2 separate regions of the Homo sapiens genome follow, and region 2 is linked to region 1. A link is a loop called in an ENCODE intact Hi-C map of the cell type or tissue named here. Cell type or tissue: heart right ventricle. All regions are shown on one strand.

Evidence for each region. Peaks named below come from ENCODE experiments on the same cell type or tissue, not always from the same donor. Only the 100,000 strongest peaks of a DNase experiment are listed, where the experiment ranks them.
Region 2: it touches region 1 in a loop (5-fold over the local background); 17 of 110 quality-filtered maps call a loop at or near these places.

Annotation. Positions count from the first base shown.
Region 1 is chr14:77,651,326-77,659,325 of GRCh38, forward strand. It overlaps the pseudogene COX6CP11. Among named protein-coding and RNA genes, the nearest start is that of SPTLC2, 39 kb to the left of the region's middle. In heart right ventricle, a CTCF peak has its summit at 3,833 (motif pointing right); DNase peaks (open chromatin) are centred at 3,846 and 6,136; H3K27ac peaks cover 2,423 bases.
Region 2 is chr14:78,562,988-78,570,987 of GRCh38, forward strand. All of the region lies in intron 4 of NRXN3 (neurexin 3), which reads left to right. Among named protein-coding and RNA genes, the nearest start is that of NRXN3-AS2, 140 kb to the right of the region's middle. In heart right ventricle, a CTCF peak has its summit at 3,756 (motif pointing left); a DNase peak (open chromatin) is centred at 3,754; H3K4me3 peaks cover 585 bases.

The sequences.
Region 1 (8,000 bases):
GACTTTCCCATGAGTTAGAAAAGGCCATTTTATATGTAGAGTTTTTTCGTCTTGTTTTGCTTTTTTGTTTGAGACATAATCTTGCTCTGTTGCCAGGCTGGAGTGCAGTGGCACGATCTCGGCTCACTGCAACCTCCGCCTCCCGGGTTCAAGCGATTCTTGTGCCTCAGCCTCCTGAGTAGCTGGGATTACAGGCGCCCGCCACCACGCCTGGCTAATTTTTGTATTTTTAGTAGAGATGGGGTTTCACCATGTTGGTCAGGCTGGTCTCGAACTCCTGATCTCAGGTGATCCACCCGCCTTGGCCTCCCGAAGTGCTGGGATTACAGGCGTGAGCCACTTCACCCGGCCTATATGTAGAGCTTGTATGACTAGTTGCTCTAAGGACCTTAGGAGTCCTCTGGAAGGAAAGGTTCCAATACTACCTTGTCTGATTCCTCCCCAACTGAAACCAGAGCATTCTGTCGGAATGATTCTGGGTGGCTTTTGACTAAGACCTTGTAGCAGCATTGTGATTTCAACCTAGGGCTGCTGGAATAAAATTACCGTGAGAGAGAGAGAGAGACAGATTTTCATTTATGATTCAAATTAAAGTAAAATGACAAACTAGGCTGGGCACGGTGGCTCACACCTGTAATCGCAGCACACTGGGAGGCTGAGGTAGATGGATCACTTGAGGTCAGGAGTTGGAGACCAGCCTGGCCAACATGGCAAAACCTGTCTCTACCAAAATACAAAAATTAGCCAGGCATGGTGGTGCATGCTTGTAGTCTCAGCTACTCGGGAGGCTGAGGCAGGAGAATTGCGTGAATCCAGGAGGCAGAGGTTGCAGTGACCCGAAATCCTGCAACCACACTCCAGCCTGGGCAACAGTGCAAGACTCTGTCTCCAAAAACAACAACAACAACAAAAAAAAACGTAAAATGACAAACTCATACACACACATGCTAATCTGGAATGCTATAAACCAAACTGAAAACACTGGTTATCTTGTAGTGGGATGGCTGACCACTTTCACTTTCTACTTTAAACATTTGTGGTTTTGTTTGTTTGTTTGTTTGTTTGTTTTTTGAGATGGAGCTTCGCTCTTGTTGCCCAGGCTGGAGTGCAATGGTGTGATCTCGGTTCACTGCAATCTCCGCCTCCTAGGTTCAAGTGATTCTCCTGCCTCAGCCTCCTGAGTAGCTGGGATTACAGGCATGGGCCACCATGCCCTGCTAATTTTACATTTTTAGTAGAGATGGGGTTTCTCCATGTTGGTCAGGCTGGTCTCAAACTCCTGACCTCAGGTGATCCGCCCGCCTTGGCCTCCCAAAGTGCTGGGATTATAGGCATGAGCCACCGCACCTGGCCTGTGTTTCGATTTTTTAAAAAATATGTTGTTTCTTTATCAAGAGAAACTATTTCTTAGCCCACACATTCATGTTTCTAGTTCAAGAACACAAGTCAGTGACAAACTTCTAGGTGATGCAACTCAAATAAATTTTTTATATTCCCAAATCACTTTGCACTCTGAAAGATACCAGCCTTCCTCATTTCCTCAAAAATCTTTCATTGAACTCATAATTACTGTAGAAATCTGTGTATGTCTTTTTTCTTGGTTCAGCCACAGCAAACTTATAGAGAGCTGCGACCCCCGCAGATACAATGAGTTCTCAAACAAGATGAAAGCACAGGTGCTTGGCCAGAAGGCCACGCATCGGGTTTCGTCAAAGCACCGGAAGCCATGGCAGTTACTGTCCTTGATAGGTATGCCAGCCTTAACAACAACGTCCTTCTTGGCTGATGGGAAAATGGACGGCTGTGTTTGAATTTTTTGCAGGAAAACCATACTACTGTCATAATCCAGAAGAACAAAGAGACCTTGTATTTCCACTTTGAAGAAAAGGAAGAAAAGGGCTGGGTGCAGTGGCTCATGCCTGTAATGTCAGCACTTTGAAGGCTGAAGCAGGTGGATCACCTGAGGTCAGGAGTTTGAGACCAGCCTGGCCAACATGGTGAAACCCCATCTCTACCAAAAATACAAAAATTAGCCAGGCGTGGTGGCGGGCGCCTCTAGTCCCAGCTACTCAGGAGGCTGAGGCAGGAGAATTGCCATGCCGAGATCACACCACTGCGTTCCAGCCTAGGCGACAGAGTGAGACTCCATCTCAAAAAAAAAAAAAAAAAAAAAAAGAGGAAACGGATGCAACTTAGCAAATGAGCACTCCAGGTGAGCCAAAAAGGAGTTTATTTAATGCATGTTGCCTAAGTTAAAGTGAGTGAAGACAGAAGACAGGAAAGCGGCAAGAAAGGAAGTAAGGAGAGGGGACGAAGGCAGGCTGCTCCCCCAGTGGCAGGAGGAAGGGCAGCAGGGACGGGGCCCTGGGTCAGGGAGGCAGCCCTCTGGGACACGCTGGAGTCCTGAGGGAGCACCTGGGGATGAGTGCCAACTCCTGGCTGGTTTGGGGCTAATTAGGTTAGAGGTGGGGAATGGAGGATCAGCTGTTTTGATAACTAGCCCCAACTTATACCTTGTCCTTACACTGCAAACTGTGCCCACAGCTTCTGCCTTCATTTGCTAAGTATATCTGACTGGCTCTGTGCAGGGAAACAAGATTTTTGGCTGTAGGTGGGAGATTTAGAATCAGGGTTCAGACACGAAGGGCCTGAGAAAGATGGTAGTAGGCAGAGCTAGCTCTTCCTGCCTGCCATTCAATCCAGGAAATGCGTGGTGGGTCTAGCAGGCTCCAAGCACAGGGCTGTGGTGCTTCATGCTGGGCATTCAGAGGCAGGAGAACAGGCCTCTCTCTGAAGGGGCTCTCAGCGGGCAGGAAGCAAGGGCGCCTGCTGAAGAGCCCTGGCCCAGGGAGCACGTGGGCACCACACAGCTCTTGCTCCCCGGGTCACCTCGGGCCCATGATTTAGCCCCTCTCTTCTCCTTTGCCACATCTGTAAAACGAGGATGACAGCAGCGCCTGGCGTTGAGGGTTACTGTGAGACCACATGAGGTAATCCCTGTGGAGCCTTCAGCTGGCGTTAAGGGCTCAATAGATGTTAGCGATTGTTCTGCACAAAAGTGCTTCAGGAACCAGCAAGGAGCCACTGTTAACTCTCACAGGGGCTGGAGCAAGCCACAAAGAAGCTGTTACGTGAGTCTTTATGGAGGAGTCAAGGTTTGTTTGATTGATGGACAAAGGTGGGTGGTTAATTGTCAGCAAAAGAGAGGCACAAGAATTGCTTGAACCCAGGAGGCGGAGGTTACAGTGAGCCAAGATCGTGCCAGTGCACTCCAGCCTGGGTGACACAGCCAGACTCCGTATCAAAAAAAAAAAAAAAAAAAGGAGGCAGGGAATCTATGGTGTGTTTGGTGTGGCAAACAGTGTGGCAGTGGAGGATGACAGTGTGTGTGTGTGTGTGTGTAGCAGAGCGGGTGGGAGAGGGGTTGCAGAATTCAAACGTGTGTATGTGCACTTTATGTAGCAGAGATGACGTGTATGTGTGTGTGTAACAGGTGGTGGACAGAGGTCTGTGTGTAACAGGTGGTGGAGGGAGGGGTGTGTGTGTGTGTGTGTGTGTGTGTGTGTGTGTGTGCTGGAAGCTGGCTCTGAGCCATCCTGGAGATATAGGCTGGCTTAAACCTGGAAGGGCCTCCTGGCTGGCCCTGGGATAACATAAAGCAGGCTAAGGGACTTAAAGGCATGTGGGAACACAGGGAGCTTGGGAGGTTTTGCTCTTTGCTTTTGAGGTTTCTAAGCCAGGAACAACAGGATCAGATCTGTGTTCTGGAAAGCAGGTTCTGGAAGAGGTGCAGGAGAGTAGCAAAGAGCCTCTGGCTGTTGTCTCCCGACTGGTCACTAGAGGGAGGCCTGGGCTCAGAAGTGACACCACACCCACCTATTGTTGAGGGGCTGGCTGCTAGTCTTGGGCTGTGAAGAGGCATGCAGCCCCTGCATACACTTGCTAGATTACAGGTAAGAGGAGGAAGGAAAGGAACACCCCGATGTACTGTGGAGACCTAGACCTCTGTGCGTCATCTCCTTTCCAGGAGGTGAGGCCTCCTTCTCCTCCTGCCCTGCCTCAGACCCACACCATGAGTGTGGGCACTCCACAGCCCAGCCTGCAGGGCTAAGCTTTGGCCAGTTCCCACCAAGAGCTGCCCTGGGCTTGGGGGTGTGTACACAGGCGGGAGGATGAACTTGAGGATGAGGCTGCAGAGGCTGAGAAGCAGGCTCGGGGCCACTTGGGAAGAGGATGTTGGGGTCCTGGGTCCTCAGAGCGCAAGGAGGCCAAGGTCTCTGGGCAGGCACTTCCCTTGGGCTGATAGGGAGGGCTAGAGCAAAGGAGAGCGTCTCTTAAGGATGTGTTCTCTCACTCAGACCTCGAGCAAAAGAATCTTGTAGTATTTCTGCCTTCACAGGCTACATCCCGCACAAAGCCGAGCAGTTAGCGGGTTTTCAGTAAGAGCTGTTTGAAGGAATGGCTTTTTTTTTTTGGAGACAGAGTTTTGCTGTTGTTTCCCAGGCTGGAGTGCAATGGTGCGATCTTAGCTCACCGCAACCTCCGCCTCCCAGGATCAAGTGATTCTCCTGTCTCAGCCTCCCGAGTAGCTGGGATTACAGGCATGCATCACCATGCCCGGCTAATTTTGTATTTTTAGTAGAGATGGGGTTTCTCCATGTTGGTTAGGCTGGTCTCGAACTCCTGACCTCAGGTGATCTGCTTGCCTCGGCCTCTCAAAGTGCTGGGATTACAGGCATGAGCCACCGCGCCCAGCAGGAATGGCTTCTCTTTCTCCAACTCTGGACCAGCTTCTTGTATGAGAGCCCAGTTACTTTTCCTTTATCGAGGTCTCTGTGGTTTTAAGAAAGATCTGCAAGTTCTTTGCTGCTCTCCTGAAGATGGGGAGCCTAATTCTTCTCCTGGGGTAGACTCAGAGACTGGCTTCTAAAAACATAAAGCAAAAGTGATGGTGTGCAACTGCAGAAACTAGGTCACAAAAGGCACTGGAACTTCCTGTTCTTTCTTACTTGGATCATTGCTCAGGGAAGACCCTTGCCATGTCATGAGGACATGCAGCAGCTCTGTGGAGATGCCCACGTGTGTGGAACTGAGGCCTTCTGCCCTCAGCCAGGTTGGAAGCCGATGCCCCAGCCGCATCAAGCTTCAGACAACTGCGGCCTGGACCAACGTCCTGCCTGTAACCTCCTGAGCCTCCCTGAGCCTCACCAACCACTCAGGCAAGCTGCTCCCAGAGGCACTGTGTGAGAACATAAAGATTCATCGTTTTAAGTAAATGTGGCCATATTTCCAGCAATAAACAACTGATACAGGCTTCAAGAGGACACTCTCTTATTTTTTCCTGGGTTTTGCAGCCAAGAAATAAAACAAAAAGTAAATATGGAAGGTGAAATAGCACTTTCATTAGTGATAAGAGGCCAAATTGCAGGATGTGACTTAAGCCAATTGAGCCTGACAATCCCAAACCCCAGAATTTAGGTGGATACCCACACAGACCCAAGGAACACTGGGTGGAGCAGAGACCTCCCCTTGCAGAGTAGAAGCATGAAGAAGGGGAGAAAACTTCTCAACAGGTGGAATCATGCCCAACAGAGACAAAAGTATGGATCTGAGCCAAAGATACCCAGGTATTCTCAAAATTAACAGTGGGAACAGGCTGGGCATGGTGGCTTACACCTGTAATCCTAGCACTTTGGGAGGGTGATGTGGGCAGATCACTTGAGCCCAGGAGTACGAGACCAACCTGGGCAACATGGTGAAACCCCATCACTACAATAAATAGAAAAATGAGCTGGGTGTGGTGGTGCATGCCTGTGGTCCCAGCTACTCGGGAGGCTGAGGTGGGAGGATTGCTTGAGCCCAGGAGGCGGAGGCTGCAGTGAGCCATGATCATGCCACTGCACTGCAGCCTGGACAACAAAGCAAGAACCTGTCTCAAACAAACAAACAAACAAACAACCTTCCTCCCCTCCCCACCAAAAAACCAGTGGGAACAGTCACTGCTCCTCCCCCACACCCACCAGGAGAGGAGGGAGCAGTGGGGCAGAGAGAGTTCCGGAAGTTCCACTCATTAAGCTTCCTTTGCAGGAAGGAAACATCAGAAATGAGGAAGACGGTTCCCCCGTCATATCCTTTCCTTACATCAGTGGTCCTGTCCTCTGCCCATGACATCTTTCTTCCTTGTGGGGTCAGTGACCAGATGACTTCTGCATCCCTGGTGTTTTTCTGATCGTCTTATTCTTCTGCCTGTCCCTACTGTGTCCTGGGAACTCTCTGTTAACTTGAGGCTTTCCACGGTGCTGCATATAGACAAGGCCCTGACTCAGGACACAGAGAGAATCATGATGCTTCCAACGAACTTGCTATTTTGAGAATAAGGTTTCATTTTCTTTTTTCCTGGCCGTCTTTGTCCAAGCCTTTTTTTTTTTTTTTTTTTTTTTTGAGATGGAGTTTCACTCTTGTTGCCCAGGCTGGAGTGCAATGGTGCGATCTCGGCTCACCACAACCTCCGCCTCCCAGGTTCAAGCGATTCTCCTGCCTCAGCCTCCCCAGTAGCTGGGATTATAGGCATGTGCCACCATGCCTGGCTAATTTTGTATTTTTAGTAGAGACAGGGTTTCTCCATGTTGGTCAGGCTGGTCTCGAACTGCCGACCTCGGGTGATCCGCCCGCCTTGGCCTCCCAAAGTGGTGGGATTACAGGCGTGAGCCACCGCGCCCGGCCTTGTCCAAGCCTTTGAGGCTATTGTTTTGTTAAATCATCCATGCGGATGGAACAAACCAACTTTGCAAGAATGTTGTATGAGTGTGAAATCTTCACTTAAAAAAACAAAACAAAACAAAACAAATACTTTCTAAGGGAGGATCCTTTTGTTTTATGGGTGGGAATGTGGTTCTGGAATTTACTTAATGTCCAGCAAGAAGAGGCAGTGAGCCAGCAGAAAATGAAAAACCTGCCATCCATTTTGATAGCTTGGTGATAATATATACATCTTCTGCATATGTATAGCTATTTCAAAGGCTGATTACATTTATTTCCTGTAAAATGGGAATCCAGTGAAATAGCTATACTTTCTTCTGCTGCTCTTTAAAATTCATGCTTCTCACCCACTGAATCACTAGTCAATGTCGTTGCATCTCCACCCTTGGATATTCCAATCCTCTCTTCTTCACAGTTGATTTGAAAAACAAAAAGCTTGCTATGAGTTAGTATTCAAGGCTGGTAGCCTTTAGGTCATCTTTGATATTTCTATCTAAATTATGTGTCTACAAAATCCTCATCATTCTTGCTTTTCTCTCTTAGATTCACTCTTCCACTTATTTTTTTCTTCAAATTTACACAAGGAAAACCTGAACGCAAAGTACAGAATTGCATAGAGTAAAAAGTGAGAGGTGCCCATGACAGTTGTTTGTTTCATGGCTACAGATTCTCCCTATCCCAATCCATAGGCCCTTTGGCAACGTAGCTGTGCCATGCATGTCACCAAGAGTTTCAGTCTGTTTCCTCATCCCTTGAAACCGGGCTAACTTCTGACTTGCCTTGAACAGCAGAGCATGACAGACATGATATTGTTGAGTTCTAGAGCCTCGGCCTTCAGGACTCCTGCTGCTTCTGCTTTGGTGGTCTTGGACTGCTGTCCTGGGACACCACAGAAGCCACTCTAGCCTCCTGGGTGATGAGAGGCCATGTGGGCACCTGGGGAAGCCCAGCTGGCAGCCAGCACTAGGTGAATGCAGCTGCATCAGTGAGTTCAGGGGAACCTAGTCGAGGAGCTACCAAGCCAACCCACAGAATCAGGAAAAATAACAAGTTATTGTTCTAAGACTCTAAGTTTGTCATGCAGCAAAGGACAACTGAAACTGTCACCATCACCTCTCTGTTGATCCCACTCTTCTTAGACCTTTTTCTTTTTTTAAATTTAATTAATTTTTTGGGGGGATAGGGTCTTTCTCTGTTGCCCAGGCTGGAGAGCAGTGGCACGATCATAGTTCACTGCAGAC
Region 2 (8,000 bases), 910 kb after region 1:
TGGTGTCTGGATGAGATGGGACATCCAAGGTACCTCATTCACATAAATAGCTGGCAGTTGATGAGATAACTCAGCCAGAGAGAACCTATGCATGATCTCTCCATGTGACCAAGGCTTCTCACAGGATGGCAACTGGGTTCCAAGAAGGGCTATCTGAAGAAAAACTATTCTTAGAAAACCAGGCAGAAAAAATAAAATTTCTTATGACCTAGCTTCAGGAGTCATTCATTGTCACTTTTGCTATATTTTGTTGATCAAAAGCAAGGCAAAGGGCTCTCCAATATTCATCGATTAGGGGACTACACAAAGGGAAATATTAGGAGTCATGGTTTATTGGGGGGCTATCTTTGGAGACAAGCTACCTTGATGGATAGAGAAATGATAACGGAAATAGGTTTGATGAAAAACGTGGTTAATCTGAATTGCAGTAGGTCTGATGGTTGGTTGGCAAGTTGTCCTTATTCTGGTGTATGGGTGAAGGGAATAAGCAGTGAGTTAGCTCTTACCTAGATCCATCCCCTAGAAAGTAACTGTGTCCAGTTATCAATGGGCAGGGCTTGCTGGGCGTTAAGCACAGGTAACCTCTAGTCTTTTACTATGTTTCTGCGACAGTGGCATAAAACAGCTTTTTAATGAGACCTACTGAGATGCACTGACAGATCTCTTCCTTTCCTTTTGTGTCTAGCCCATCCACCTTCATGTAAATGATTTATCAAGAAATAAGACCTAGGATTTTGAGATGGGTACATAAGAGCAAAAGAGAACTAGGATGAGATCATTCTCTTTTGCCTGCCCTTCAGCATTCTCAATGCAAGCAGGTTGGGGTTCTAAAGGAAGAGCAGGGATGACTGGAACCCTATAGCAGTGAGTCTGAGGAATGGGATCATGGGGGACCCAGAAGGAGGAAGCAGAACTGGAAGATGTTTCCATTCTGTGAAAGTGGCTTTTGGCTTTGAGGCAGCAACAGTAATATTTCATGTCTTCCGTGGTGTCTCCTACCTTTAAATGTCAGTCTCTGCAGCTGCCTTATCTCCTGTAGCACATTTCAATTAGGTATTCCAAATTATACTCTTTTCTTCCAGGACAAATATGCCAGAGGTGATATTTACTGTTACAGCAGCATTTAAAATACTTAGGGGGAAAAAATCCTAGTGAATAGCAATTTCTCCCTTATAATAATAATAAAGCACAATAATAATGGAGAGAGGAGGTGAATTCTGGCTTTGATGCCAATAACTGGCTGACTTAAAGTGAACATCTTTTGTCTCCGCCCTCTTTTGTCCCCCTCCTCCTATTCCCGCCTCAGTGTGAAGGTTATAGTGTTTGGCTCTGTCAAGAGCAACCTCACACATCTTCTTCACTGGAGGCTCACAAATGCTCCTCAGAATGTCTATTTAACTATCTCTAGGTAGGACTGGGCTCTGACTGGGCTCCTACTTCACCCATTACCTGTTTCTTCCTTTGTCCTGAGAATGTTTGCATGAAGCCAGAATCTCTGTTTGTTTAGAAATTTACCAGGCACCACTGCTTACTCCTCACCTATGGGACATTGTAGGTCCTGATGGAACACCCCGGCCTCCTCTCTAGGAGGTATATGGGTTAGAAACTTATGTATTGTACCTTTCCTTCTTGGAATCAAGTCCTTGGCCTGGTAATGAAGGTCCTTCGATCTGGTCTGCATTTTCCAGCTCCATCTCCTACTAATCTTTATATCCTTATCTACTGTTTCCCTAGGCTGTTGTCTTCACGGCCGCCATGGTAGGTTTTGCCTATCATCCCAAACCTTGTGCAGGCCTACCACAGTACTTGACATATGGTGGGGGTCTCAGTCAGTATTCTCCCCTATATTTAGAACCCTTCCACTAGATCTTGTCTTCATATTTTTGATTCCTGCTCAGGGATCAGATTATGTTCCATGTCCTCCACTGAGCCTTTTCTGACCTCCTCAGCGCACTCAGTGCCGTTCCCTCTCTGAATTTCTAAAGTGCTCAGCAGCAGCAGCACTCATTTGGCACTTGGTATATACTATCTTATGCTATTTTGTATGACCATATGTTGTCTATACAACTACATTATAAGCACCTGATAGGGATAACTGTGCCCTGTGTGTTTTTCCTATCCCTTTGATTCTAAGATAGTTCCTTGAACATTGAAGATGCTCAGTTAATATTCATTTATTAAGTAGATAGATCAAGGAGTAAATGAAAGCAAGGATCCTAAGAAGCCTGCCTTTTGGTGCCAATCTATTCAATTTGGAATTCACAAACTTACCTAAAACAAGGCCTTTCAATTTCCTGTTTCCCCTGTAAACAGAGCTCTACCACCAGGATTTCTCAGAAGCTCTTTCTCCACACTGAACCCTAAAACTGAAGGTTCAGGTAGAGAGCTTTTCCAGTGTGAGAGAATTTTTAAAGCATCTGGGGTTTGGCACATCCAGTGCTTTGAAAATCAAGGTGTCTTGATCATTGGGTGAAGGGGATTAGAACAGCAGGCTGTGTTTTCAAGTTCAAGTCCATAAGCAGACAGGAATAGAATCCCACAAGAGTTTGTTCTGTCTCTGCCATTTACTAGTTAATCTCTCTATGCCTCAATTTCCCCATTTGTAAAATGGATTTAATAATGGCTGTCTACCTTATAAGGTTGCTATGAGGTGCCAGTGTGATAATAAACGTAAAAGTACTTTGAATATTGCAAAACACTGTATGAATGTCAGGAATTAGGCAGGCAACAACTATTTCTTGGGGGTTTGTTCTGCATGTAGCCCTGCACTATGTGTAGATAGAGGCCTCTGTACATTACAGAAGACTGGCAGAGGCATTGGGGATTCATCATGGCTGGAATTCTGGTTCTCAGATAGATGAAAGCTGGAAAAAGTATTATAGCCTAGCAATCACATCTGAAAGGTTGGCAGCAACAATTGAGTCAGAGAAGACGGGAGGTGAAGTATTGGCAAAAATTTGACCCTGGTCATTCTTTGAACACTTCAGATTTCCACAGATTCTATCCCTTTAACATTTCTGAACGTTATGATTTTGCTTCCTCCCCACACTGGCAGCTCTGCCTCAATGAAACCGTGTTGCTTTTTTGGTTGATCAATTGTGCCCAACTTCCTGATCATACTTGTCCTGAGAGCCTGTGTTAAGCTCATGCCGGCTCTCCCACCCCGCCCCCAACGCCGGCCAAAAAAAAGACTCTCTAAAAACAGGTGCCCCCGATGATCTCACACTGCTGCTGGCATTGGCAGCAGCCCAGAAGGGCCAAATGGTGACTTCAGGTCCAGGGAGGCTACTGTCCTCAGCTCTGTTTTCATGTAAATGTCGCTCCTGCTGAAAGGAAGTGGATGCAAAAAAATATCTGCTATGGAAGCAGAACTACCCCAGACTAAAATGTTGGTTTTTTTTTTTTTCTCTCCCCCTTTTCTTTTCCTTCAAGTTTTCCATGTGGCATCAGCAGCTGAGTAAGGGAAAGCTAAGAGGTTTAAGTGTGCTGGGGCTGGGTGGGCTAGATTAATAACCCAAAGCCTTCCAAGCTGGCGGTGCTGGGTGAGACAGGCCAACCAGAAAGCGTTAGGTTATGGGGAGCCCTGGCCACAGAGCCAGACCCTACCAGGGTGGAAGGTGAAGGAGCAGCGAGCTCTGCGTGCTTGCCCCGAGCCCCCACCTTCCTTCCTTCCTCCTCCCTCTGGTTTCTTTCCTCCCATTTTATCGAGTCCCTCTGAGATGGCTGCGCACCAGTGGCTCCAGCCTCTGACCGTTGCTGCCCTCTGCTGGGAAGAAAGCTTTACTCGGTGTGGAAAGTGCTAAGCTCTACCAGGGACCAGCTTAATGCAGACCAAGTCCACAGTCTGTGGCTAGTGTGTGATTTGGCCCAGAGGAAGGAAGGACAATTCAGAAAACCCTTGCACCACAGTGTTTCCCTAGTGGTTTCAGGTGGGGGCAGGACTTTGGAATCTATTAGGGAAGGATTGCTTGAATCCTCAGAGTTCTCTGTTCAAGAGGAACATCCCTGGGAGAGGAGCCTCCTGGCTCCTCTTTACCTGGGTCAGACATGATGTATGGAGACTCCACCATGGATGACCCTTAAATATGATGGATGGCTTTAGTTACAGGACACAATTCTTTCTCAAGGGAAGGTGACCAAAAGAAGTTGGGTCTTGAAGGGGCTGCAGGATGGGCCTGGAAGTCTCTTGGCTCTAAAGGAACCATCATAGAATGGGGATTCTGAGCAACCAGGAAGCAGCAGAAAAATATGCAAAGCCAGATGGGAGTGGGGAATATTGCCCATTAATGGGCAAGAGTACATAGAAAGGTAGATAATAAACTGGCTTCACCACTTCTCAACTTTCCCCAGAGCTGGCTGTGCCAGTAAACTGTGCTCAGCTGGCTTTGGATGAGAGAAGGACAAGAGGGTGCCTATCTCCAGCATGGCTGTGGGGTCGCCCTGCTCCATCTCTGGATCTTCAGCCTAGAGTGCAGCCCAGCCAAACAAGAGCGATGACCTCACTGACCACATGTAATTCTGCTTGAGGGATTTATTTTCTTCCATGAGCTCCTGCCAAGACTCTTGGTTAAAGCTAATGGGGCTCCCCCAGCCAGTGAGTGTCTCCTAGTTATATGTGTAAACAACGCCAGGCAGGAAATAGGTTTCCTGTTCTTAATGGGCTTGTTAAACCTCTTATCGAGTGGGGTTTAAATGGCTTTATTATGAATAATAATAATAGTAAATAAACATTATTATTATTAGTAGTAGAAAAATTATGATGTCAGCCCTGACTACCCCTTCTCATTTTAATCTTGCCAACGTGGAGGTCTTTGGCCTCTAAGTGCACAGGAATATGGTGAGTGACACTGGGACTTATAACTGGAGAAGATGGCAGAATTCATCTTCGTTGCCTGCAGCTTTCCAATCCTGAGCCCTTTTCCACTTTCATCGTGTTTCCATCTCCATCATTCCTTTCATTCAGGGTTTTCATGATCTTATTCTATCAGAGAAGATAGAACTACACATCCCTCTCCTTCTCAGTTTTATTTAGCATTGAAAGCCATGGACAGAGGTTCTGAGGTTAAATTGAGGTATCGGGTAGAGGGGATTTTGGAGAGAGCAGTGGATGCTGGTAGGGGAGCTCAGTTGGAAGTGGGGCTCATGTTCTGATCTTCAGTGCCGAATGTCTGTGTCCCTCCCTCAGATTTACATGTTGAAACGTAATCACCAATGTGATGGTATTAGGAGGGGGGCCTTTTGGGAGGTTAGTAAGTCATGAGTGCTTTGGGATTAGTGCTCTTATAAAATAGGCCCAAGGGAGCTTGTTCACCCCTTCCACCATGGAAAGACAGAAGAAGAACTAGAAGCCACCATCTATGAACCAGGAGGTAGCCCTCACCTGATGCCAAATCTTCCAGCACCTTAATCTTGGACTTCCAAGCCCCCAGAATTGTCAGATACAAATTTTTGTTGTTTATAAGCTACCCAGTTTATGGCATTTTGTTGTAGCCACCTGAACAGATTGAGATATCCAGTTTATAGCTGGAACTGGAGGTATACCAGGTATCCCAGACTTTGGTAATTTATGTATCAGGTTCACTATTTTCACCATAACTCCCTACAACAGTATTGATTTTCTTTACACCGATTATCTTGTTTGACTTAAGTAGATTTGGCATCATCTTACAAGCAATATGTCTTTGAAATCCTGGGTTCAATGTGTTAGCCAGGTTTTTTACTGACTGCATATTGAAATGAATATCTAAGAGCTAAATATTTTTTCCTAAAGTTCATCATGTGGCAAATGTGTCACACCCTCCAGGGAAAACATACCACAACATCTGGAGACACTGCTATAGGGTAGTGGTTCTTAAACTTTAGTGGGCATGAGAAACACTGGCAGAGCTTCTACCAGAAACACTGGTAGATAGCTGTGCTCTTCCCCAGAGAATCTGATTCAGCAGGTCTGTGGTGGGAAATATGACTTTGCAGGTTTTTTTTTTTTTTTTTTTTTTTTGAGACAGGGTCTCATTCTGTCACCCAGGCTGGAGTGCAGTGGCGCGGTCTTGGCTCACTGCCAGCTCTGCCTCCCAGGTTCACACCATTCTTCTGCCTCAGCCTCCTGAGTAGCTGGGACTACAGGCGCCAGCCACCACGCCTGGCTAATTTTTTGTATTTTTAGTAGAGATGGGGTTTCACCGTGTTAGCCAGGATGGTCTCGATCTCCTGATCTCAGGTGATCTTCCCGCCTCGGCCTCCCAAAGTGCTGGGATTGCAGGCATGAGCCACTGTGCCCGGCCTTTTCTTTATTTTTTGAGACAGAGTCTCATTCTGTCACCCAGGCTGGAGTGCAGCAGCGTGGTCTCGGCTCACTGCAAGCTCCGCCTCCCGGGTTCACGCCATTCTCCTGCCTCAGCCTTCTGAGTAGCTGGGACTACAGGTGCCCACTACCACGCCCAGCTAATTTTTTGTATTTTTAGTAGAGACGGGGTTTCACCATGTTAGCAAGGGTGGTCTCAATCTCCTGACCTCGTGATCCACCCATCTCGGCCTCCCAAAGTGCTGGGATTACAGGGGTGAGCCACCGCGTCCGGCCGCCTTTTATTTTTTTTTGAGATGGAGTCTCCCTCTGTCACCCAGGCTGGAGTGCAGTGGCACAATCTCAGCTCACTGCAACCTCCACCTTCTGGGTTCAAGCAATTCTGCTTCAGCCTTCAAGTAGCTGAGACTACAGGCACCCGCCCCCACACCCAGCTAATTTTTGTATTTTTAGTAGAGATGGGGTTTGACCATGCTGGCCAGGCTGGTCTCAAACTCCTGATCTCAAGTGATCTACCCGCCTCGGCCTCCCAAAGTGTCCAGAACTCCTAGACTCAAGCGATCCTCCTGCCTCAGCCTCCTGAGTAGCTGCGACTACGGGCTTGCACCCGGAAACTGCAGTTCTAACAGTTGCTCAAGAGATGTTGATATCCAGGGGCCACACTGGCAGTGGCACTGGCCTGGAGAATAAGGGCCTGTTCTCCATTTCCACATGTGAAAATTTCCTCATTTGAAAATGGGGATAATGTGTGCTGTATAAAATGAAATAATTTTTTCTTGGTGCCAATCTGTCTATGCAATGGAATGTTTGTGTCTCCCCAAAATTCACATGTGGAAGCCCTAACTGCCAATGTGATATTAGGAGATAGAGCCTTTGGGAGGTAATTAGATCATAAGGGTGAGGTCCTTAGAATGAAATCCATGCCCTTAGAAAAAGGACCCCAGAGAGTTCCCTCACCCTCTTTCTGCCATGTCAGGATACAATGAGAAGTAAGAAGTCTGCAGTACAGAAGAGGGCTATCACCAGAAGCTGACCATGCTGGCACCATAATCTTAGACTTCCAGAATGCAGTACTGTGAGAAATAAATTTCTATTGTTTATAAGCCACCCAGTCTATGGTACTTAGTTATAGAAGCCCAGATGGAGTAAGCCAACCTGTTTGGAGTGTTTTTGAGCTGTCATGCTTTTCAGGTTCAGCTTAAAGCTCAGATGGGAAATACAGGAACTTCTGCAGGTTAATTCTGGTTCTAAGTTCAAGTCCTAAGAATAAGCCCATTATGCAATTCTGGGTGGCCAAGCAGTTCTCCAGCAGCCCCCAGGAAGTATTCTATCTCACAGAATCCTGGCAAAAGGAGACAGTCTTCTCAGTCTGGTCAAGGGCTATGTTGAGTGTGAGGGAACAGAGGTGAATGTCCCTTGCTGTGCTCACCATGTTCTGAGAGACAGGCAGACAAAGCGTAATTTACAATTTGATTAAGTGATTGCATTGGTGACTTTTTAAAGCCGCCCAGTAGTTGAGCCCCCTTTCTGCATTTGGAAGTTTACCCGTATGAGTCTAAAAGGGAGACAGGGCCCTCATTCCATGACTGAGGCCCCCAAAGTCTAGTCTCACTTTCCTCAGTCTCAGTGAGCCACAGAAGCCAGGCTCAGTGTCTGGGAGGAGAAATCCTCTCTGATGGTGGCAGGGGTGGGGACAGCA